2 separate regions of the Homo sapiens genome follow, and region 2 is linked to region 1. A link is a contact called in ENCODE Hi-C or POLR2A ChIA-PET data. All regions are on one chromosome and are shown on one strand. The core of a region is the stretch at or near the end of the contact, and the rest is flanking DNA. Distances in the headings are between cores, read along the strand shown. Region 1 overlaps LINC01740 (long intergenic non-protein coding RNA 1740). Region 2 holds the start of LINC02773 (long intergenic non-protein coding RNA 2773).

The links. A loop is a pair of places that touch in the nucleus more often than their neighbours do. ChIA-PET counts read pairs that join two places held with the same protein, here RNA polymerase II (POLR2A). Pooled maps may share reads with other maps.
Region 2: a map of Right ventricle myocardium inferior shows a loop between it and region 1 (2.8-fold over the local background). The contact joins the promoter of LINC02773 here to the enhancer-like site in region 1. A Hi-C loop is called at or near these places in 1 of 168 maps with a recorded cell type or tissue (Right ventricle myocardium inferior), 10 of 37 single-sample maps with no recorded cell type and 13 of 50 pooled maps. POLR2A ChIA-PET finds 5 or more read pairs at or near these places in 7 of 52 experiments (AG04450, MCF 10A, SK-N-SH and 4 more).

Annotation. Positions count from the first base shown.
Region 1 is chr1:212,554,299-212,561,761 of GRCh38, forward strand. LINC01740 (long intergenic non-protein coding RNA 1740) reads left to right here. Exons shown (of 3, transcript NR_125985.1): 2 at 114-150; 3 at 1,545-1,768. Among named protein-coding and RNA genes, the nearest start is that of LINC01740, 12 kb to the left of the region's middle. RefSeq lists enhancers at 4,192-4,929, 4,309-4,438, 4,939-5,078 and a silencer at 4,499-4,768. Within about 2 kb of position 4,738, at least 38 of the 41 ENCODE cell types and tissues checked have a DNase peak (open chromatin) inside an H3K27ac peak, as active enhancers do.
Region 2 is chr1:212,661,337-212,668,799 of GRCh38, forward strand. LINC02773 (long intergenic non-protein coding RNA 2773) reads right to left here and starts at 4,309. Exons shown (of 4, transcript NR_183483.1): 1 at 3,983-4,309; 2 at 3,251-3,351. RefSeq lists silencers at 4,064-4,373, 5,929-6,148.

The DNA.
Region 1 (7,463 bases), core at 3,488-5,987:
AACTATGAACATTTGAAGTCTTGTTATTCTCAGCTGGCAATTGTTTACTGTGGTCTATCTTTTTTCTTTCTCCCCTGTTTCCTTATGTCCTAATTACTTCCTTTTCCTTGCAGGAAAATCCATGGAACCATAATCTATGGATGGCTTTAGGTAAGGCTTATGCTCTAGCAAAAAACCAGAGCAACTGTTAGGCTTATGAAGATAAGCTAGTTTCCACTGAGGAATGATTCCAATGGGGTTCTTGAGGGCTCACTCTTGGCAGTAGTAGTGTATCAGTCATATGGAATTTGAAACCAATCCATAAATTGGGGAAAAATCCTGGACTTTGTGGCTAACCAGAACTCCCAGAGGTTCAAACGGGCAGAAGTCATCCTTTGAGAAAGGTGGATGATGGCATATATACTTTTTTTTTTTTTTTCTGAGATGGAGTCACCCAGGCTGGAGTACAGTGGGGCAATCTCGGCTCACTGCAACCTCTGCCTCCTGGGTTTAAGCAATTCTCTGCCTCAGCCTCCCGACTAGCTGGGATTACAGGCGCGTGCCATCACGCCCGGCTAATTTTTGTATTTTTAGTAGAGACGGGGTTTCATCATTTCGGCCAGGCTGGTCTTGAAGTCCTGACCTCGTGATCCACCCGCCTTGGCCTCCCAAAATGCTGGGATTACAGGCATGAGCCACTGCGCCCAGACAGCATATGTTTTAAGAAAAAACATTTACTGGAACATCATGTGGACTTAGAGCTTCTTTTCGCCCAAATTGGAGGCTTGTATATAGTATTGACAAAACTGAATATTGTGCCTGTCTGTCCCCTAATTTTGTTACTAGAGGAAGCTTAACTAAAAACAAAGGTGAAACTGCTGTTTCTTTAGACACTGCCATCAAATACATGAAGGAAATTTCTTAAGGGAAAGGAACACATGCTGTGTCCATGGCAGCAGCTAACAGTTGGTTTGCAGGAATCCTGAGTGGTGGATGGCAAGCTTGGCTTTTCCAGGGTTTTCTAATCTATGTTCTTCTAGTGGGTCTCCAGGTTACTAAGGCTTGTGTTATCAAGTTAATGACAAAATTGGATACTTATTTAAATCAGATCATTCTATAGCAAGCTGTGGTCCTTAATTTCCATCACACTTTGAATAAGGATTATGGCCAAATGGACTCAAATACTGTTAAGCTGCCTATATTACTTACCTAAGCTTTGACTTGTTTGATTTGGATCAATTTGGTCCCTCAGGGCTCCTGTTAAGGAATACGCTTCATTTTTTGGTGTTATCCTAAATACCAAATCCTATCTAACAGTCATCATGATAGTCCCCTGCTGTGCTGTATCCTCTCAAGTCTTAAATGTTAGTATGCAGCCATCCATTGAGCACTGAATGATCTCACTTTGACTAAATCAGCAAGAACATAATTATTCGACTGATGTGATAACTTGTGAATTCCATATTGAGACCAAGTAAGTCCATTTATGATGGTGACAGACAGTGGCATGAATCAGACATGTTTTTAGAAAGTTTTATTAATTTTATTTAAAATTTTATTTTCAGGAATGGGATTGACTGCAAAGGAGCACAAGGGAACTTCCTGGGGTGATGGAAATGTTTTGTCTTGATTGTGGTAATGATTACATGACTATGTTTGTCAAAATTCCAGAACTTTATACCTAAAAGGGTGAATTTTACTGCATGTAAATTATACCTAAACACATGACTTTTTAAAAAGGCCTGAAATCTTAACTACTCAGCTAAAAATAAAATAAAATAAAATAAACAATTTAGGTGCAAAACAAGTTTTGTTTTTGGGACTGACAGAGGTCCAGTGATTGTATTTATTTATAAAGCTAATAATCCAATCCAATATATCAATATCAATACTTTTAAATAGGATATAAAAAGTTATGAGATTTTTTAAAATAAGGATTTAGACTGCAAAATATTATGACTACAATGTTCCTGAAGCAACACTATCTTAAAAAATATCTCAAACAGAAAATAACACTCTAATGCTCTCAATCATTGCAATAATTGAAACTTCCAGAATATTACCATAATGCTGCTTATATTACATACCCAAAGCCCTGTATTTAATAGTTAAAAACAAAGAATTATTTAATACCAGCTAGCTTCATTACTTGATAGATTAACTTGCTTGACAGATCAACATTACTTGATAGATTACTGGATAGATCAACTAGCTTCCTAAAACATAACTGTAGCTCAGCTTCTAAAAAAGGTGAAAGAAATTATTATATTCAACTGAACTAGATTTTAAAAATAAAGACTATCAAGAACATAGGAAGAGGTAATTAAATGACGGGTCCTCTCTACTAAGGTTTCAATAGAAGCAAATACATCCGAGAAACCATTTACAAAGAACTCACCCTCATAATTGCCTTAGAGACCAAAGTCACAATTTTAAGGCCAAGATCTTTAGAAATCAGATAGGTCAGTGTGACGGTTAATTCTGTGTCAAACTTGACTGGATTATGGGGTGCCCAGATATTTTGGTCAAACATTATTCTGGGGTTATCTTTGTAAGGGTGTTTTGGATGAGACTAACATTTAAATTGACAGACGAAAGCAGAGTGCCTTCTATAATGTAGGTGGGCTTTATCCAATCATTTAAAGGCCTGAATAGAATGAAAAGTTTGACCCTCCCCAAAGTGAGTGAATTCTTCCTACTTTTGAACTGTGACATGGGCTTTTTCCTGCCTTTGGACTTGGACTAGAACTACACCATCAGCTCTCCTAGGTCTCAAGCTTGCTTACTCACCTTGCAGATCTTGGGACTTGCCAGCCTCCATCACTGCATAAGTCAATTCCTTATAATAAATCATATATGTGCACACACAGGCATGCCTCAGAGATATTGCAGGTTTGGTTCAAGACCACTGCAGTAAAGTAAATATCACAGTAAAGGGATCCACACAAATTTGTTGGTTTCTCAGTGCATATATGTTATGTTTACACTACACTGTAGTCTTAAGTGTGCAACAGCATTATGACTTTAAAAAAAGTACACACCTTCATTTAAACATATTTTCTTGCTAAAAAAATGCTGACAGACATAAAGTGAGCACATGCTGTTGGAAAAAACGGTACCAACGGTACCAATTTGTAAATAACACATTATCTGCAAAGTGCAATAAAGTGAGACACAATAAAATGAGGTATGCCTGTATATCCTATTGGTACTGTTTCTCTGGAGAATCCTAATACAACCTGCTTTCAAATCAATTTAAGACCCTCCCCCCATAAGCATTACATTGAGGAAAATGTGGTTGCAACTTTGTCCTACAAATTAGGACAAAGAGACCTTTGTTGCCATATAACAATATTAAAAAACCAGTATGCCTACCTCTGGATGTATTTGCTACAAATACCAGTATTAGATTGTAATTGCCAATCCTTTAAAACCAGTTTTAAGATGGATATAAAGCCCTAAAAATCTTGCAGCTTCCACATGCACATCTGAAAAACTTCCAATTTACAAAGGACATTGTGGTATTTTTGGAAAACAAAGGAAAATGACACATACTAATTTCTGTCATTTATTCACGTCATAATCCCCAAAGCTACCTTTATTCCACGACTCTTTCCACCATTTTCCTACAGTCAGCTTTTTTTAAGGCTATAGCCTTTAAAAACTTGAAACAGAAAATTTTAAGGATGCAACCATTAGAAAATGTTCCCATACTACCATTTAACATTCCCCATTTATCATTATGTTTACTATCGTGTAATTTCCAACATAATATTATGAGGTCAAAGGCTCTACGAACGCCGTTTTACAATCTACCTAGGGAGGCAATGGCTGTGAAACACACCACACCAATGACAGGAATGCGGGTCACTGTGACACAACGGATCCCTCTGCAAAGTCAAAGCTAAGAGTTCACTTTACGCTGACGGAGCTTCTTTCCAGGACCCCCACCCCCACCCAAGGACAGGAGAGTGTCGATTTCCCAAGGTGTCTGGCACTGCTTCTTGAAAACGCAGCTCTCATCTGGTTCCTGGAAGGTCATACTGGTTCGCGCAGGGCTCGGGACGGGGCGCTTGGCTTCTGAGGCACCCGCGCTGGCTCCTCACCCGGTGACCTTCAGGCCTCTGCGCTTGGCCTGACCCTAGAAGGGCCACCGCCCTTCACAGCGGGCGGGCACCGTCCCTCCCACGGCCCCGCCGACTGCTGACGCGGTGGCCCCAAGGGTCCAGGCCCGCACTTGCCCCACTCCCGCGGCGCCGTCCCCCATAGTCGGTCCCCGAGGGCCGCGCCCAGCTCCTGCTCGGATTTCAGCCCGCACCGCACCCCAGCCGCCAGGGAACCTTCCAGAACCCTGCCCCTCTGGCTTTCTCCCGAAAGCCCAGGGTCGCCGTCCAGGAAGAAACTTCGATTCATTTATTGAGCGCCGACTGTGTCCAAGGCCGAGGGAGGGGCGGGGTTTCCACGCGGGGAGACCCCCTAGGTTCTCGCCTCGGTAAGCGCCCGCGTTCCAGCACCTCGAGTCGCCCGCGGGCCCCCACCCCTCGGGCCGGGCCCGGTCCTCGAGGAAAACCCACGGCGGGGCAGGAAGGAACGAGGAGAGCCACGCTCCTTGCCCGCCTCGTCCCCTCCACTCCCCTTCACCTCACGGGACCCCAGGGAAGCCGCCGGAGCTAAAATTAGCAACCCGCGCAGCGCGCGCTCACGTGCGCGCGGCCCGGCGGGGGCGGGGAGCAAGGGGCGCGGTCCGGGTGAGTCACCGGCCCCGCCCCACTCGCCAAGAACGCGCTGACGTCAGCCGCTTCCCCGAAGGGTGACGTAAGCGCGCCACGGGGAGGCCGAGGCAGCTGATAGAATGTTCTGAGTTTCGATGCCTTAAAGGGACCAGGCCTGGGATCGTGAAACATCTGGGGAAACGACTCCACTCACTCACCTGCAGACTGAGAGCCCATCTTGTACCGTGTTATACTTTAAGAGAGTTGACTGTTGAGATGATGATGAAAACGGAAGAACAACTGAGCCTAGTTGGAGGCTCTTTGAAGTCCCAGAACCTCCTCCTGGAAGCCCTCTTTGGTTAACCAGATGGACATCTCAGTTGCCCTCTGAGCCTGAACCAAGTGTCAGGAAGAGTTTTCTATGGCCCTTGACTCCTTAACTCTTTGCTTATAGCGTCTCTGCTCTCTGATGCCTCTGCTGTCAGAGAAAGGCTGTGGTTTAAATATTTATTTATGAATCCATCAGCTTGGGCCAACTAGGTCCATTTATCACCGTTTTGACTGTGTCTAAACTGTCATTAGTGGTGTGACTAGAAACCAGTTAATTTCGCTGGGTGGTAAATTCGTGGACTGATCTCCAAACCCTCCTACTGTGCTAATGTTGCCAATGGAAGTTTCCAGAGGCCAGGATCCCTGGCCAACACGTGATCGTAAACAACATCAGGGCCTCACAGGGAACTCACAATTTACTGAGGTTTGCTCTGTGCCAGGTGTTTTCATGATCCTCCATCCCCTTGTCGTTTAGTCCTCTTCTCTGAGTCCTCCCCATTTTACTGATGAGGACGGAAATCGAGGCACACGATTAAGCGTTTCCCTGGGTCACACAGCTAATGAATGGCGAGCTGGAAGTCAGTCCCAGGTCATCAGACTCCGAAGTCCATGGTTTTGGTGATGAAGGTGGGCTGTGAAATGTGTGTCTTATTCTATGCATGTGAGTCCGCTGGAACCAACTTTTCCACTTGGAACACAATCTCAGTGCCTTTCAGCAGGTAACCGGCGCCAGACCAGATCTCCAGAGATGGAGGTGGTCGGCCTCAGGGCCCAGCCATGAGAAGGTGTATGAGGAGGCATCGCATCAGGCGCCCACCCTGTGCTTGCAGGGCCTGACCATGAGCGCCGCCTTCAGTTTTACACCTTAGGCACCCCACTTGGCTCCCCTTCGTCCCAGCCCTGCCAGACCCACCCTTGACTCTGTGTTTCCTTTCTGGAAACTCGAGAGGCCATTTCTACTTAAAGAGTCCTCACCTGGCCTACCAGCGACCAGATCTGCCCAAGTGCAGAAGAAACACTTGGTTATCTCCTCTTTCATCGTCCCCGCTCGAGCATAAAACAACAGAAAGTTTCCTATCGGAACAGCATGCTTGTGCCAAAAACAAATTAGAAACAACAACAACTTCTCAAAATTTTGAGCAAAATGATGGTGACCGTGTTCTGGAAATGGAGCAAAGTGAGTGAGCCACTGTCACTGTTACATCTGACAATCACTACTGGTACTTGGCTAAATATTGCAGCCACCTCTTCAGGCTACACATGTCAGGTGTACCAGAAGCACCTTCCGCCTCCAGCTCACTTCTGGGAGATATTTAGAGCTGACTCCTCTCCCCTCCCCAGTCTCCAGCCACCAGCAAGCTCTCTCCTTGGTGTCCCCAGCTCCTGCCCCTCATGCTGATAGAAGCATTGCCCGCTGTTCTTCCTGTTCTTACAGGTTTCCTAGTGCCTGTGACCAAACACCTTGTGTGTGCTCCCCAGGAGAGAAAACCGCTAGCAGCCTCAGGTATTGTTGGGGGTGGGGAGGATGGGGGTTCTGTGGGGACAGGAACTTCTTCCTCTGTATTGGGGGTGGACACACACACGGAAACTTAGAGCGGTGTACTACCTCCAGGCCAACCAGGCAAGTCCCTGTTTTATAACTAAGGTCTAGGTGAGGTGGCCTGCCCGGGGTCCCATGGCCTGTTAGGGGTAGAGATTTCTAGTCACTTGACTTCCAGCCTGCTTCTTTTCCATGGATCACACACACACTACTGTTACAAGACACAGGTAGGACAAAGGGCATGAACATGCATGGCAAAATGAACATGCACGGCAAATGGGAACATGTCATATATACAATGGAAGGGAAGACAAATGACATGAAGTAAATATAGACATGAAATCATAGGGAAGAATTGGAGATCACGATTTCTGATGACCACCAGCTATTCCCACTTCCTCTTTGCTTCTCCCTCCCACCTTGTTTGAAGACAGGTGAGGAGTTGTTCCTCCTCAGACCCAGGAATCATTTCCCAGTGGAATGACACGGTGAAGTGGATCGCCATTTTTAAACCTTCAATAATAAAGATCTTGTGTGTCATTTCAGTTTTAATTTTTTATCGTCCAGTCTTTACTCTCCATCATTTCTTTATCCCAGAAGCCCCATTAAATGTCATTAAGAGCCATAAATGTAACTGGCCACTAATGTGGAAGGATTGTGATCTCCGGCAAACAGCCCCGGCAAGCAAAAGAACAGGAATCCTGGGTCAGTTTCCAACTGTGCCTGTGACTCACTGTGTGACACAAAGCAAAGCTCCACTTTTGCGGAGGGAGAGCTGTGGGGCAGCGAGACACACATAGCCTGGGCCCTGACAGAGGTGGAGGGGTTTCCCTGCATGCAGGAAGCTCAGGGGTCCCTGTTGGAATCCAGTTCCATAGTAACTCCTTAGTAATGGCCATGAG
Region 2 (7,463 bases), core at 3,059-5,558, 110 kb after region 1:
TGAAGGGGATATCACCACCGATCTCACAGAAATACAAACTACCATCAGAGAATACTATAAACACCTCTACGCAAATAAACTAGAAAATCTAGAAGAAATGGATAAATTCCTCAACACATACACCCTCCCAAGACTAAACCAGGAAGAACTTGAATCTCTGAATAGACCAATAACAGACTCTGAAATTGAGGCAATAATTAATAGCTTACCAACCAAAAAAAGTCCAGGACCAGATGGATTCACAGCTGAATTCTACCAGAGGTACAAGGAGGAGCTGGTACCATTCCTTCTGAAACTATTCCAATCAATAGAAAAAGAGGGAATCCTCCCTAACTCATTTTATGAGGCCAGCATCATCCTGATACCAAAGCCTGGCAGAGACACAACAACAAAAGAGAATTTTAGACCAATATCCCTGATGAACATCGATGCAAAAATCCTCAGTAAAACACTGGCAAACCGAATCCAGCAACACATCAAAAACTTATCCACCATGATCAAGTGGGCTTCATCCCTGGGATGCAAGGCTGGTTCAACATATGCAAATCAATAAACATAATCCAGCATATAAACAGAACCAATGACAAAAACCATATGAGTATCTCAATAGATGCAGAAAAGGCCTTTGACAAAATTCAACAACCCTTCATGCTAAAAACTCTCAATAAATTAGGTATTGATGGGACGTATCTCAAAACAATAAGAGCTATCTATGACAGACCCACAGCCAATATCATACTGAATGGGCAAAAACTGGAAGGATTCCCTTTGAAAACTGGCACAAGAGAGGGATGCCCTCTCTCACCACTCCTATTCAACATAGTGTTGGAAGTTCTGGCCAGGGCAATCAGGCAGGAGAAGGAAATAAAGGGTATTCAATGAGGAAAAGAGGAAGTCAAATTGTCCCTGTTTGCAGATGACATGATTGTATATCTGGAAAACCCTATTGTCTCAGCCCAAAATCTCCTTAATCTGATAGGCAACTTCAGCAACGTCTCAGGATACAAAATCAATGTGCAAAAATCACAAGCATTCTTATACACCAAAAACAGACAAACAGAGAGCCAAATCATGAGTGAATTCCCATTCACAACTGCTTCAAAGAGAATAAAATATCTAGGAATCCAACTTACAAGGGATGTGAAGGACCTCTTTAAGGAGAACTACAAACCACTCCTCAATGAAATAAAAAAGGATACAAACAAATGGAAGAACATTCCATGCTCATCAGTAGGAAGAATCAATATCATGAAAATGGCCATACTGCCCAAGGTAATTTATAGATTCAATGCCATCCCCATCAAGCTACCAATGACTTTCTTCACAGAATTGGAAAAAACTACTTTAAAGTTCATATGGAACCAAAAAAAAGCCCGCATTGCCAAGTCAATCCTAAGCCAAAAGAACAAAGCTGGAGACATCACGCTACCTGACTTCAAACTATACTACAAGGCTACAGTAACCAAAACAGCATGGTACTGGTACCAAAACAGAGATATAGATCAATGGAACAGAACAGAGCCCTCAGAAATAATGCTGCATATCTACAACCATCTGATCTTTGACAAACCTGACAAAAACAAGAAACGGGGAAACGATTCCCTATTTAACAAATGATGCTGGCAAAACTGGCTAGCCATATATAGAAAGCTGAAACTGGATCCCTTCCTTATACCTTATACAAAAATTAATTCAAGATGGATTAAAGACTTAAATGTTAGACCTAAAACCGTAAAAACCCTAGAAGAAAACCTAGGCAATACCATTCAGGACATAGGCGTGGGCAAAGACTTCATGTCTAAAACACCAAAAGCAATAGCAACAAAAGCCAAAATTGACAAATGGGATCTAATTAAACTAAAGAGCTTCTGCACAGCAAAAGAAACTACCATCAGAGTGAACAGGCAACCTACAGAATGGGAGAAAATTTTTGCAATCTACTCATCTGACAAAGGGCGAATATCCAGAATCTACAACGAACTCACACAAATTTACAAGAAAAAAACAACCCCATCAAAAAGTGGGTGAAGGATATGAATAGACACTTCTCAAAAGAAGACATTTATGCAGCCAACAGACACATGAAAAAATGCTCATCATCACTGGCCATCAGAGAAATGCAAATCAAAACCACAGTGAGATACCATCTCACACCAGTTAGAATGGCGATCATTAAAAAGTCAGGAAACAACAGGTGCTGGAGAGGATGTGGAGAAATAGGAACACTTACACTGTTGGTGGGACTGTAAACTAGTTCAACCATCGTGGAAGTCAGTGTGGCAATTCCTCAGGGATCTAGAACTAGAAATACCATTTGACCCAGCCATCCCATTACTGGGTATATACCCAAAGGATTATAAATCATGCTGCTATAAAGACACATGCACACGTATGTTTATTGCGGCACTATTCACAATAGCAAAGACTTGGAACCAACCCAAATGTCCAACAATAACAGAATGGATTAAGAAAATGTGGCACATATACACCATGGAATACTATGCAGCCATAAAAAAATGATGAGTTCATGTCCTTTGTAGGGACATGGATGAAGCTGGAAACCATCATTCTCAGCAAACTATCGCAAGGACAAAAAACCAAACACCGCATGTTCTCACTCATAGGTGGGAATTGAACAATGAGAACACGTGGACACAGGAAGGGGAACATCACACACTGGGGCCTATTGTGGGGTGGGGGGAGGGGGGAGGGATAGCATTTGGAGATATACCTAATGTTAAATGATGAGTTACTGGGTGCAACAAACCAACATGGCACATGTATACATATGTAACAAACCTGCACGTTGTGCACGTGTACCCTAAAACTTAAAGTATAATAAAAAAATTCATTGCAGATCTAGTATGTGCCAGATTAGTCCTTCTCAAAGCCTGGTTCCTGGACAGATTGCACCAACATCCCCCGAGATGCAAATTAGAAGTGCAAATAAATTATTGAGCCACACCACGGTCCTACAGCTTGAGAAACTTGAGGTGGGGCCCAGCAACTCATATTTTAATAAATCCTCAGGTGATGCTGATGCACACTAAAACCACCGTGCTAAGTGTTTTACATTAATAATCTCATTCAATTCCATACAAGCCTAAAGAGGTGGGAAGTATAATAATATCCCTGATTTACAGATGACAAACATGGGGTTTGGAGAGGTTAGTGGCCTGCTCCAGGTCCTCACCTGGTAAGGGAGCCCCAGGTCTGTGTAACCCACACCACTGCCCTCTCCCCTCACTACCTTGATGCCTCCCAGAAGTGAGATGCTTTTGTTCCAAGAGGGCTTCCTGTAGGCAGATGTGGGAGCAGGAGTCACTGGTGACACTGGAGCATTCTCCTGGGCTGATGGGTAGAATAGACAGCTATTTTTACTAGGTTTGCAAGACCAGCTGGATTGTTATCATCTATGAAACTAGGCAAACATCTAGCACTAGGACTGTCCCATTCTCGGGCTGGAGCTAAGAAGACATCGCTACTAGTTTGCAATATTCCCAGGGCACCTACCATCTGCTAAGCATGAGCTTCCGCAACATTGAGACCTGTTGTAACCACTGACAATGATGTCGCCTTCAAGGATGGATTAAGTTCCTACTACTTGAAGGCACTGTGCTAGAGGCTTTACAATATATTCTTCTCCTGGTGTTATTATGCCCTTTAACAGATAAAACCGTTGAGGCTCAGAGAGACGCGGGGACAACAGCTCTTACGCAACGGGGCAGGGTTCTGGCCTGCATACTCTAAGGATGATTTCTTCCATTATGCTATCGTTTGAGAAGACAGGAGGGAGTAGGGGAGAACGGTGGGGGCTCCCAGCAAAAGGACAAGACCCTCAGGGCCTGGGGTAGAACTGGAAGCCCACTCTTGACAATCAGTCCTTACCCAGGAGCACAGAGTCAGGGAAATCTGGTCCCAGCACCCATGCCCCCTTCCCCTCCTGGCTCCCTGACGCAGGAGAAAGCCCCCTGGGACTCACTGCGGGCCGGCGGGCACCTGTCACTGATGGGAAGAGCTCCTGTTTCCTTGCCTTGTGCCAAGAGGGCCCAAGGCAGACCTGCCAGCAGCCACGAGATGGCGCTGCGATCCAGGCGACTCCGGGCCCTGCAGCCACCCTCCCCGAGGCTGCCCCGCGGAGGACCCAAGCGGTCGTGGAGGACGCTCTCCCACTCCCCAGCTTCCCTCTTCCCTCCCTCCTCCTTCCTCGCCCCCTGGCCCTGCGAAGAGTGGAGGCCGCATCAGGGAGCCCTAGGCCCAAGGGCGGGCTAGGACTCCCCAGTGACTCCCAGGCAGCCCGGGGACAGCTGCTTCTCCCCTCCCCTGCCCTCCCTTCCTCTTTCCCTGGGCTCCTCCCCAGCCGGGCCAGCCAGTCCTGGGCCACTGCGCTCCCACAGCACAACTGAAGCAGGATCGCAACTCGCAGACTTAACGACTGCACAACTAAACATCAAAAATGAACTCTTCGTTAGAAGACATCCCTCTGCTTGAAAACGTAGCCGTCGAAGTTCCCTCTATGTGTCAAAAATAAGTTATGCGTAGGAGCCAGAGTCCCGTGCCTGGTGTCACCTCTCTTTCCCAAAATCCTCTCCCATCAAGAAAACCATGCATGTGCGTGGGTCCGCGCGCGCGCACTTGGAGAGGTAGAATTTTGAGTTGAAAATCTGAATCTACCATGAAAAATTGTGTGACACCAAGCAAGTGTTTTAAGACTCTTTGAGCCTCAATTTTCTCATCCATAAAGTGGAAATAATACCAGTAATCACTTCATGGGCTGTTGGAAAAATTAAATACATCTAAACCATTTACAGGTGCTTTAACACATAGTAAGTACTCAGTAAATATTATTTCTTTTCCTCTGACACTTATGGTGTGTGTCCATCATTTGGCATTCAATGCAGGCAGCCTTGCGTTTTTGGCTAATTTCTCCTATAGGACATCCCACCCCCAAGGGCCGTGTCTTGCATATCTGTATGTTCAGGAGCACCCAGCACAGACTCTCGCCTGGTGCATAGTAATTAGAGTGGGCCATAGTGACCACCAAAAACCACCGCCTCTGGCTTCAATTCTGCCTCCCTCCTGTCTTCTCTCAGGTGCTGGCTTCATGCACAACCCTGCTAGCGCAGCTACCTAGTGTCCTCTCCTCCACTTCTCTGCTTTGGGGCGGGTGGTGCCCAGCTTTCAGTGGTGAGACCTGTAGCCTTTTGCTCTCTGCTAGGCCAGGGAGCCCCTTCTGAGAGGGTAAGGGGGGCCAGGGTGGAAGGGGCATGGTTCTTGTTTTGTGTCCTGGAGAGAGTGTGCTCCATATAAAGCCTGCTTGAGCAGAGGAGAAGAAGCCGGCCCCGGCACCTTAGCCTTGACCCAGGTTCGTATGGTGTGGAGCCCTTGCTTCTGCTGTGATCGGGCCCAAAAGGTTAACAAGTCAGTTTGTAGAGGTCTGTGTCTGGGAGTTCTTTGGGGTTTTTATTTGTGTCTTTCCTGACTTTTCTATCTCTGAGAGTCAAGTCTTTCTTCCACATCTCTGTCTTGCACTGCAGTTCCCCAGTGCGCAATCATTCCATGTGTGTTGACGGACTGCAGGGCACATTGGCTCTGAAGGCTTTACCAAGCTGGCTCTCAGTCATATATATATTTTTTTAATTTTTGAGACAGGGTCTCACTCTGTTGCCCAGGCTGGAGTGCAGTGGCACAATCATGGCTCATAGCAGGCTCGAACTCTGGGGTTCAAGCGATCCTCCCACCTCAGTCTTCTGAGTAGTTGGGACTACAGGTGCCTGCCACCACACCTGGCTAATTTTTATTTTATATTTTAGAGATGGGGATCTCATCATGTTGCCTGGAGCTGATCTCAAACTCCTGTGCTCAATCAATCCTCCCTCCTAGGCCTCCCAAAGCGCTGGGATTGCAGGAGTGAGCCAACAAACCTGGCCTCAATCAGGTCTTTAACCGTCCAATTTATTCAATTCTGCCAGAGGGCCCCCTGCTGAAGCTGTTCACAGATTGCTCTGATATCATTAAAAAGCTAACCACATATGCAAATGAAGTGTTGGAGGTGTGAGGGTGGCTTGGGGTAGACAGTGCTTCTGGTTCATCTAGGAAGGCTTCCTGGTGGGGGAAGGGGAGGGGCTGAAGTTGTCATTGAAAAGGATGGAGTTTGATACAATGAGGGGGGTGGTGTGGTTTTAGGCCATAACCCTCCCTTTCCTGGGGCAGGTCCTCACATGAGTCATTCCAGAGTTCCCTTGCTGGTCAGTGGGAACATTCTAGTGTGTGACATCTCCCTGGCAACAAGCTGAGTTCCTGGAAAACAACAATCACAGAGAGACAGTCCACCACCTCTACCCTCTTAACTCTTCCTTAGAAATCCTACTGTCTGCAGCTGGGAATGAATGGAATGAAGGTCAAGGATGAAGTAATAACCAAATATTGGGTTTTGGGTGCCCTGGTAACTGTCCGGTTTCCAGTTAGGGTTCCTGGGTGACATCTTCCTTCTGGGGGAAGACAGAGTCAAATGAGAAACGTGAGTTGAGCCCAGGGGAAAGGATCATCCGGGAGATGCCTGAGGGGCTCCAGGGCATCGTAATCTCTTGCTCAGCTGGCAGAGTGGGGCTGACACGGCCAGCTGCTCTCTGGAGTCCTCGGCCTTCCTGTTTCCCCCTGAGGACTTTGAGTGGGGAATCTAAACCATATGTCTCTGATTCATTTACTGTGAACTCATCAAGTTGCTGTTTGGCAAGAGTCCTTGGATGTCTCGGAAGAGCTTTTGGTTTGGTTTCATTTGTTCTTTCTAGTGCTTTTCCTTTGAAATAGGAAGTTTATGTTTGCCAAAAATAAGTTGAAAAGCTAGATTTGATATTGGATCAGAGCATAAAAAGAAATCAAGAAGATATTATCCTTTGTGTTTCCCTATTTTTAACTTCGCAATGCAGGCAAGTCATAGCTGACATTTAATTCTGCGAATTGGGTGCTATCATTATCCCCATTTTACAAATGAGAAAACTAAAGCCTAGAGTGGTTAAGTAAATTGCCCAAGTCCACATAGCTAGTAAAGTGGCAGCTTTATATACGTGCACAGTAGCATCACCAAGGGCCTATCTTGCTTTTAGGGGCCTATGTAAATATTTTAATTTCTTTTAAAATCAGAAAAAATGAACTTGATGTTGAAAGAGAATTTAATGTATTTGTCTTTCTACCAACACAGTCATATAAAGTTTAACCCTTTCAGAAGCAGCACCATCTTGAGTACCAGGGAGAATGAGAGAGAGAATGGAAGGAGCAGTGGTTGGGTGTCCACTGTGCTCGGCGGGGCTGACCACTGTGTGAAAGTGGCCCAGATGCCACGTCAGCCCCCTCACTGAGGGGACTAAGCCCACACCCTAAGATAGAGAAGACTGTATTTAATAAAGTGCCACTGGGCTTTGACTAGGTAGATCACACGAGGCTTCACGAAGGAGCTGGGATTT